2 separate regions of the Homo sapiens genome follow, and region 2 is linked to region 1. A link is a contact called in ENCODE POLR2A ChIA-PET data. All regions are on one chromosome and are shown on one strand. The core of a region is the stretch at or near the end of the contact, and the rest is flanking DNA. Distances in the headings are between cores, read along the strand shown.

Region 1 (4,192 bases), core at 713-3,212:
ATTACAGGTGTGAGCCACTGCACCCAGCTTTTCCCCCCAATTTTAAGCTATTACAAATATAGTTGCATTCATATATAGGCTTTTGTGTGGACCTAAGATTTTGTTGCTCTGAGATAAATGCCACTGCAGGATTGTATGGTAAGCATATGTTTAGCTTTTCAAGAAACCAACCAACTATAAAACAATAGTTAAGCATTTTCCAAAATGCCAAACTTTGCATTCCTACCAGCAATGTATGAGAGATCAAGTTTCTTCACATTTTTGCCAGCACTTGGTACCATCACTATTTTTTATTTTAGCTGTTCTAATAAATGTGTAGTTAACTTTTAAATTTCAAGTGAGAACATGCTAAAGCTTAGAATATGCAAAAGCTCTCTATCTTCAGAGAAAAGGCCTAACAATGACCAATAAGGTTTTACATGATTTGGTTTTACCTCTTTGATTTCATTTCCTCCTTCTTTCCCCGCATTCATTCTGTCCCAGCTTTATCCTTGCTGCTGCTCTTCCAACATGCCAAACATATCCTTACCTGAAGGGCTTTTGTACTTGCTATTTACTCTGCCTTGGGACATGTTTCTTCATAAGACTGCATGGCTGGGTCCCTCCCAGTGCTCTCTAAAATGTCACCTTTCCAATGAAACCTTCCCTTATAACTGGTTTAAAACTGCAAATACCCTCTTGCCATTCCCTATTCGTTTTTTCTTCTACATCAAAATAACTTTCTATCCCACCAGCCTCCCTAAATGTAGCTCCTAAAAGACAAGCATTTATTGTATGTTGAGTTCACTTACATATCCCCAGCCCTAGGGTGGTGCCTCTGACATGGTGTGTGTCTAAAAGTAATTCAGTTGCATAAATAAATCACCTGCCTCCCCAGAGACCACAACAGGCAAGTCATCACAGCTTGTCACCTTAAAAAACTGAAATGCTAAAGCATGTGGCCATTACAGCTCTCATGTAAAAGCATTTGCAGACAACAGGGCCCTTATGACATCCAATAAACAGAAACAGCATTTTCTGTATATCTCGTCCACTTAACTGTGCACATTTAATTCTCACGAATACCTAGTCGCCTGCAGGGCTATTATTACCCACACTGTACACGTAAGAAAAAGAAGGCAAATGGAGAGAAAGTAGTTTCTCAGGAAACCAGTTACTCAATAAATAAGGCGAGAAGCCACGTTTCCGGGCTTAGAAGATGAACATTTTGCCCACTTTACTCATGTTTCCTTCTTGGGAATATTCTTAGGAATATAAATAATGGTTCAAACATGTTGACTTGTAAATTCGTACATTCATTCACCAAATATTTCTCAACTGCCGAATAGGTACTAGGGCCTGTGACAACACAAGGGATAAAGTGTTGAAGATGGGCAATTAGCTACATCATGTAGATAAATAACACTTGTCAGCCTATCACTTTACCTTTCTGTGCTCATGATCAATCATGACATTATGGGGCTTGACATCTCTGTGCATAATTCCCATGCTGTGACAATAATCCAGGGCCTGTGGGATGAACGGGTCAGAAAGGAGTTAGCCTGAATAATACGTAAGAGTCCTTTACTTTTCCCTCCATGTAAATTTTCCTTTTAGCCTCACAATACCCCTGGGATTCAAGCTGAGGACACAGTCACTTCCACAGCAATGCTTCAGAGACTTGTTCATGATCTCACAGTCAAGCAAACTCAGCTCTCTGAGCTTAGAGATCTTTTTCTGACACAGTTGTTTCAACATGTTTTCTGTCCTAAAAGACCCAAAGTATACCCAAATTGCACCACTTCAAATTTTTCTGTCTTGTCCAGATCCTAGATTATTTCCACAGACCCCTCAAAGAAAGAAAACAGATCTTTACTACAAACCTCTTATTCTAAGAACAGTAATTCTTTAGCCATTAAGAGTCTGTAACAGAGGTTGGCAGACCACAGGCCAAATTTGGCCTGATGTCTGCTTTTGTAAATAATGTTTTATTGCAACATAGCCATGCCTATTTGTTTGCATATTGTTTATGGTTGCTCTTGTGCAACAACAGCAGACTTGAATAGTGTGACAAACACTACATGGCCCACAAAGCCTAAAATATTTACTATTTGGCCCTTTAAAGAAGTTTGCCAATGCCTGATTTAGGTCATCAAATCCAATCTGAAATGTTTCCAACCTCAAACTAAAGGGAACTGAGTAGTATAATCTTTGGGGTTTGTTAATCCCAGCCTTTCAGTCAGCCGACGTTGTTGGCCAAATTCTTGTCCTTCCTGAAGGGCAACTTGGGTTCCTACAGTTCCCAGGGCTGGGCAATCATATCTGTAACTTTCTAAAGCCTTGCTTGCCACAAACTGCATGAGCCAATGGAAAGATCAAGTATCTCTGCTGGCACAATCTCCTCAGGGGATTTCTAAGGCTCCAACAGCAGGCTTTATGTCAACTCTTGTTTAGTAAGAAAGCTTAGCCAACTTTTAGCAATTCTCTCTTCTAGGAAGCTGATCTTGTGGCTACTGGGAACAAGATATTTGGTGACCCCACTTTAGAAATGTAAGTAAATTTTCAATTAGCATCTATAAGCAGAAATTTACACAATCCTTAGGACAATTACCCTTTGAGAACTGAGTTAAAGTTTACTGTTTTATTTGCTGACTCTTAAGTGAGATAAAGTATACCAGAAGCTAGCACGTCAGGTGTTTTCACGAGTTTTGAAAATTTAATATTAACTTACATAGGGGCCACAGAAATTACAAATATTTGTTAAGGGGTCAGTCCCAGCTATCTTACAAATACCCTTTTTCAAATTGTTCTAAATTATACTCCCACTAGACCCCATTCCATAACCCTTAGCACAAGGGTTCTGATACTATTATTATTAATTTTTATTTATTTATGTATTTAGAGACAGGGTCTTACTCTGTGCTACTGCACTCCAGCCTGTGCAACAATCATAGCTCACTGCTGCCTCAAATTCCTGAGATCCTCCTGTCACAGCCTCCCAAGTAGCTGGAATTACAAGCATAAGCCACCATACCCAGCTAATTTTTAAATTTTTTGTAGAGACAGGGTCTCACTATGTTGCTCAGGCTGGTCTTGATCTCCTGGCCTCAAGCAATCCTCCTGCCTTGGCCTCCCAAGTAGCTGGGACTTACAGGTGCACACCACCATGCCCAGGTAATTAAACAATTTTTTTTTGTAGAGATGGGGATCTCACTATGTCACCCAGGCTGGTCTTTTGATCTCCTGGCCTCAAGCAATCCTCCTGCCTCAGCCTTCCAAAGTGCTGGGATTACAGGTATGATACTATTAACTTATTAAAAACTTATATAGAGGTCCCTTCTTTCAACATACTTTACAAAGTTAATCTGCTGGCTTTTCTACCATCAATTGACTATTTAACAAAAAGAAGACCAATTTAAAAAATATTTAGTATTCAAGGTTCACTTACCTTCAGAATCTCATACATGTAAAATCGAATATCATAGTCTGTTAACGTCTGGTACAATTGCTGTTAAAGACAAATGTTTGAGCCATGAAATAATGCTGACAGAAAGGCATTTTTCACCCTCACTCACAGTAATTCAAACCAAGACTTGGCTCATTTACCGTTGTTCCAAGATCTGTCCATTCACTGCCCTCTATTTCTCCAACATTACATTAACTTTAAAGAGATACTTTGGGTCTTCAACTCTTAAAAATGAAGAATTACTTAAACATATATTGCGGAAGCTATAATCCACTGTCAGAAACATACTGATCTAGATACGTTAATATGCACTGACACCCACCTATAATTTAGTTTGCTTTTCATGTATCTTCAGACCTTCTCAAAAGAGGCATTTTGGCAAATATACTGCCTCCTTAGTAGGGAACTAACTCATCTTTGCCTTACATAGTTGGCCCTGCAGATCACCAGTGGGTATGCAGATGGCATGATACCAAACCTGTTGAGTCAATTTAACAAAACTATTCTTGTTCCAATTGGAAAGTAAACTCTGAACAACTGTTATGTATCCTTTCCAGTTTCCAAAGAGTTGCAGAATGTTTTTTACATGGACATATCTTTTTTTTTTTTTTTTTTTTTTGAGACAGGGTCCTCACTCTGCTGCCCAGGCTGGAGTGCCGTGCTGCAATCATAACTCACTGCAACCTCAAACTCCTGGGCTCAAGCGATCCTCCTACCTCAGCTTCCCCAGTAGCTAGGACTACAGGC
Region 2 (4,192 bases), core at 494-2,993, 99 kb after region 1:
GCCTCCATCTCTGGGGGCTCAAGAGATCCTCTCGCCTCAGCCTCCTCAGTAGCTAGGACTACAGGCTTGCACCACCACGCTTGGCTAATTAAAATAAAATTTTTTTTTGGAGAGACTAGGTCTCACTATATTGCCCAGGCTGGTCTCAAACTTCTGGGCCAAAGAGATTCTCGCACCTCAGCCTTCCAAAGTGCTGGGATTACAGGCGTGAGCTACCCTGCCTGGCCTTCCAAGACATAGTTTAAGTAAATACAGCAAGGTGCAGGCCAGCATGTATAATTAGCTTCTATGTATGTTTTTTAGGAAGGGAGGGGTTAAGATTATAGATCTAGATGTGCTTCTATATGCATAAAAAATCTTTGGCAATATTCACTGTTAAATAGTCAGTGGAAACCCTACCTCATAGGGTTTTTATGAGGGTTACATGAGTTAATATTAGATAATTGCTTAGAAGAGTACCTGGCACACATTAAGCACTACAGAAGATTTTATTTAATAAAATAAAAAAGAGTGGCGGGCGCCTGTAGTCCCGGTTACTTGGGAGGCTGAGGCAGGGGAATGGCGTGAACCCGGGAGGCGGAGCTTGCAGTGAGATGAGATCGCGCCACTGCACTCCAGCCTGGGCGACAGTGTGAGACTCTGTCTCAAAAAAAAAAAAAAAAAAAAAAGAGGGTCCCTTAGGGGATGGAGACCAGGTGACTAAGGGGCAGGGAGAGAGACTTATTTTTCATCTGAGGCCTTAGACGCCTTTTGAATTTGGTACCATGGGTAAATTTTTTTTATTTTTATTTATTAATTTATTTTTGAGACAGAGTCTCACTCTGTCACCCAGGCTGGAGTGCAGTGGCACGATCTCGGCTCACTGCAACCTCCACCTCCCGGGTTCAAGTGATTCTCCTGCCTCAGCCTCCCTCGTAGCTGGGATTACAGTTGTGCGCCACCACACCTGGCTAATTTTTGTATTTTTAGTAGAGTTGGATTTTCGCCATGTTGGCCAGCCTGGTCTCGAACTCTTGACATCAGATGATCTGCCTGCCTCAGCCTTCCAAAGTGCTACGATGACAGGCGTGAGCCACCACGCCCGGCCTATTTTTTTGAAGTTGAAATTCAGTGTATCTTGGCCAGGCGTGGTGGCTCATGCTGTAACCCTAGCACTTTGGGAAGCTGAGGCAGGTGGATTGCTTGAGCTCAGGAGTTTGAGAGCAGCCTGGGCAACATAGTGAGACCCTATCTCTCAAAAAAATGCAAAAATTAGCTGGGTGTAGTGGCGTGCACCTGTAGTCCCAGCTACTTGGGGGGCTGAGGTGGGAGGATTGCTTGAGCCCAGGAGGCATAGGTTGCAGTGAGCCGAGCTCACACCACTGCACTCCAGCCTGGACGACGGTGAGACCCTGTCTCAAAAAAGAAAACAAAAAACAAAAAACAAAAAAAAAAAAAGAGAAAGAAAGAAATTCAGCATATCTAGATAGCTAAGAGATCATCTGAGGGGGTCAGGGCCTGGAAGGAGATCCCACCCAGAATCCCCGGGAATTCGCTGTAATTGGTCAAAGGCCACATTGTGTAGTGTGAGAAATCAGGACGTGAGGAAAAGGCGGACAGGAGACACCAAAACACCCACGCCCCAGGGCCCACTATAAAAAGCACATTTAAAAACACCAGACTGGAAAAGTTTTATTATTATTATTATTATTTTTTAAATAGCAAAAGCGAGTCCCCCCAGGAGGCGCACTGCAGCTGCGGCTGTGGCGGTTCCCAGGTGATGTCAGTCCTGGCCAGGCGCCAGTCCCGGCCCCTTGGAGACGGTCTTGGTGGGTTCAGCTTGACTGTTTTTCCTTCCTGAGACTTGAGGACACCTTCCTGTCTCAAAGAAGGAAGCCTTTCCAGGGCTTTCTGAAAGCCAGGGGCAGGGGAGGCGGTGGGCCTGGGCTGCAAGGGCAGAGAGAGGCAGGGAAGGTGGGTGGGGGTGGGGAGGAGCGGGGGCTGCCTCTGGGAGGAGAGTGAGGGTGGAGAGAGCAGAAGACAAGCCTGGCTCCTGGGTGGCTCTTTAGCCCTCCCACCCGGGGGCGCGAGGGGGTCTGCTTCTTGGGAATCCAAGGCCCGCCTCCCTGGCCCCATTGCTTCTCAGCCCTGGCTGCTTCCTGGGGAGGCCCCTGGGTGGGGTGAGGTTGTGGGGTGAGAGAGGTTCCCACAGAGTTCCCAGTTGGTCAGTGTCTTTTCTCCCTCCCTGAGCCCTGGGCCCACCCTTTCTTCTCTATGGTTAAAGGCTCTTTGCCAATATCTTCCAGGCCAAGCGCGGTGGCTCACGCCTGTAATCCCAGCACTTCGGGAGGCTGCAGCAGGCAGATCTCCTGAGGTCAGAAGTTTGAGGCCAGCCTGGTCAATATGGTGAAACCCTGTCTCTACTAAAAATACAAAAATTAGCCAGGTGTGGTGGCACGCTCCTGAATCCCAGCTACTCTGGAGGCCGAGGCAGGAGAATCGCTTGAACCTGGGAGACGGAGGTTGCAGTGAGTCGAATCATGCCACTGCACTCCAGCCTGGGTGATGGAGCGAGACTCTGTCTGAAAACAAAAACAAAAACAAAAACAAAACAAAACAAAACAAAACACCCAAGATTCTGCCAATATCTTCCAAACTGGGTTTTCTGCAGATGGGACGATCCACAGAGCTGGGTTTGAGGTCCAACTCTGCACTCCTAGCCGTGCGACCTCAGGCTGGTCACTGCTTTTCTTTGAGTGCCACCTCTGAAATGGATTAGGTTGGCCTTACAGGGTGGTTATGCAGAGTGAGTGAGACAGAACAATGCCTCTTGGTCCTTCCCGAGTATCTGCTAGGCACCCACAACGCGCCGGTGCCACCAGGCGCTCGGGATGCTCAGCATTTGGCACAGAGGCAGCAGAGCAGGGAGGTGAAGAGAGTGGGCTCTGGACCCAGCCTCAGTCCACATCCCGGTTCTGTCCTTTGATGGCCGTGTGAGGATAGTGACAGCCTGTCTCACTGGGTCGTAGAGGAGTAAATGAGTTACAGGCCGTGGAACAGTGCCTGGCACTGAGGCGGTGCTAGGTAAGTGTTTGCTTTTATTTTCGACTTCTGTCCAACCAGCCTTCTGTTGCTTTGACAGCTTCATGGGGCTGCTCTGGGCACTCAAAGGAGATATGTTGGGGATTCAGGGGTTGTGTTTAGGGGAGACCCAGGTCCTGCAGGTGCCCCATCATTCATACTGATGCAGGGGTGGCCTGGAAGCTGCAGAACCATTCACACTCGGCAAAGCCTTCTCTCACCTTGGAAGCATCATTCCTAATGACGACACAGGTCTCCCAGCCATGCGTTCCCACATAACTTAGAAGCACCCATCCCATTTTTATTATTTGCTCAGAGCCTGCTTTTTCAGTAGGCCGTAAACTCCATGAGGTCAGGTACTACATCTGGCTTATTCTCTGATCATCCCTAGAGCCTTGTGTGGTTCATGGAGAAGTTCAAAACATGTTTGTTGACGGACTTACTGACTGACAAAGTCTGCCAGCCTTATGTTGGTCTACAATGTTACACTCTATCCCATGCCTCCTGCTGAGTTTTACCCTCCTGCTGTGATGCAGGCTGTGGGATCTGGAGCTAGACCCCCTCAGTTGGAATCCTGGCTGTGCCATTGCCTAGCTGGGTGCCCTTGGGCTTGGTTTTCTAGTCTGTGAAATGGGGATAGCAACAGTACCTACCTATGTGGCTTGTTGCAAGTGAGGCCATCTCTGTATGTCACTCAGAGAAGTGCCTTGGATTAGTCAGTTCCATCAACATCAGGACTAGGCACGCACCTGGTGAGGTCATGTGGGGGTGGTGGTTGAGAGCCCAGTGGGGCTCTGCAGCTAGAACATCTGATTCAAATCCACCAGCCACTGTGTCACCTTGGCCAAGTTCTTTAACCTCCTTGTGCCTCCGTTTCCTCATCTATAAAATGGAGCAATAATAATACATATCTAACCAGCTTTTGAGCAAGCTGTATGTATGTATGTATTTATTTATTTAGAGACGGGGTCTTACTCTATTGCCCAGGCTGGAGTGCAGTGGTGCAATCTCGGCTCACTGCAACCTCCAACTCCTGGGTTGAAGGGATTTTCCTGCCTCGGCCTCCTGAGTAGCTGGGATTACAGGCACGCACCACCATGCCCAGCTAATTTTTGTATTTTTAGCAGAGATG

The links. ChIA-PET counts read pairs that join two places held with the same protein, here RNA polymerase II (POLR2A).
Region 2: POLR2A ChIA-PET joins it to region 1 with 26 read pairs in activated T-cell. The contact joins two enhancer-like sites. POLR2A ChIA-PET finds 5 or more read pairs at or near these places in 3 of 52 experiments (H1, OCI-LY7 and activated T-cell).

Annotation. Positions count from the first base shown.
Region 1 is chr20:494,294-498,485 of GRCh38, forward strand. It overlaps CSNK2A1 (casein kinase 2 alpha 1), which reads right to left. Exons shown (of 14, transcript NM_177559.3): 7 at 3,428-3,487; 8 at 1,426-1,509. Among named protein-coding and RNA genes, the nearest start is that of TBC1D20, 34 kb to the left of the region's middle. Within about 2 kb of position 1,963, at least 3 of the 41 ENCODE cell types and tissues checked have a DNase peak (open chromatin) inside an H3K27ac peak, as active enhancers do.
Region 2 is chr20:593,973-598,164 of GRCh38, forward strand. No RefSeq gene overlaps it. Among named protein-coding and RNA genes, the nearest start is that of TCF15, 14 kb to the right of the region's middle. Within about 2 kb of position 1,744, at least 5 of the 41 ENCODE cell types and tissues checked have a DNase peak (open chromatin) inside an H3K27ac peak, as active enhancers do.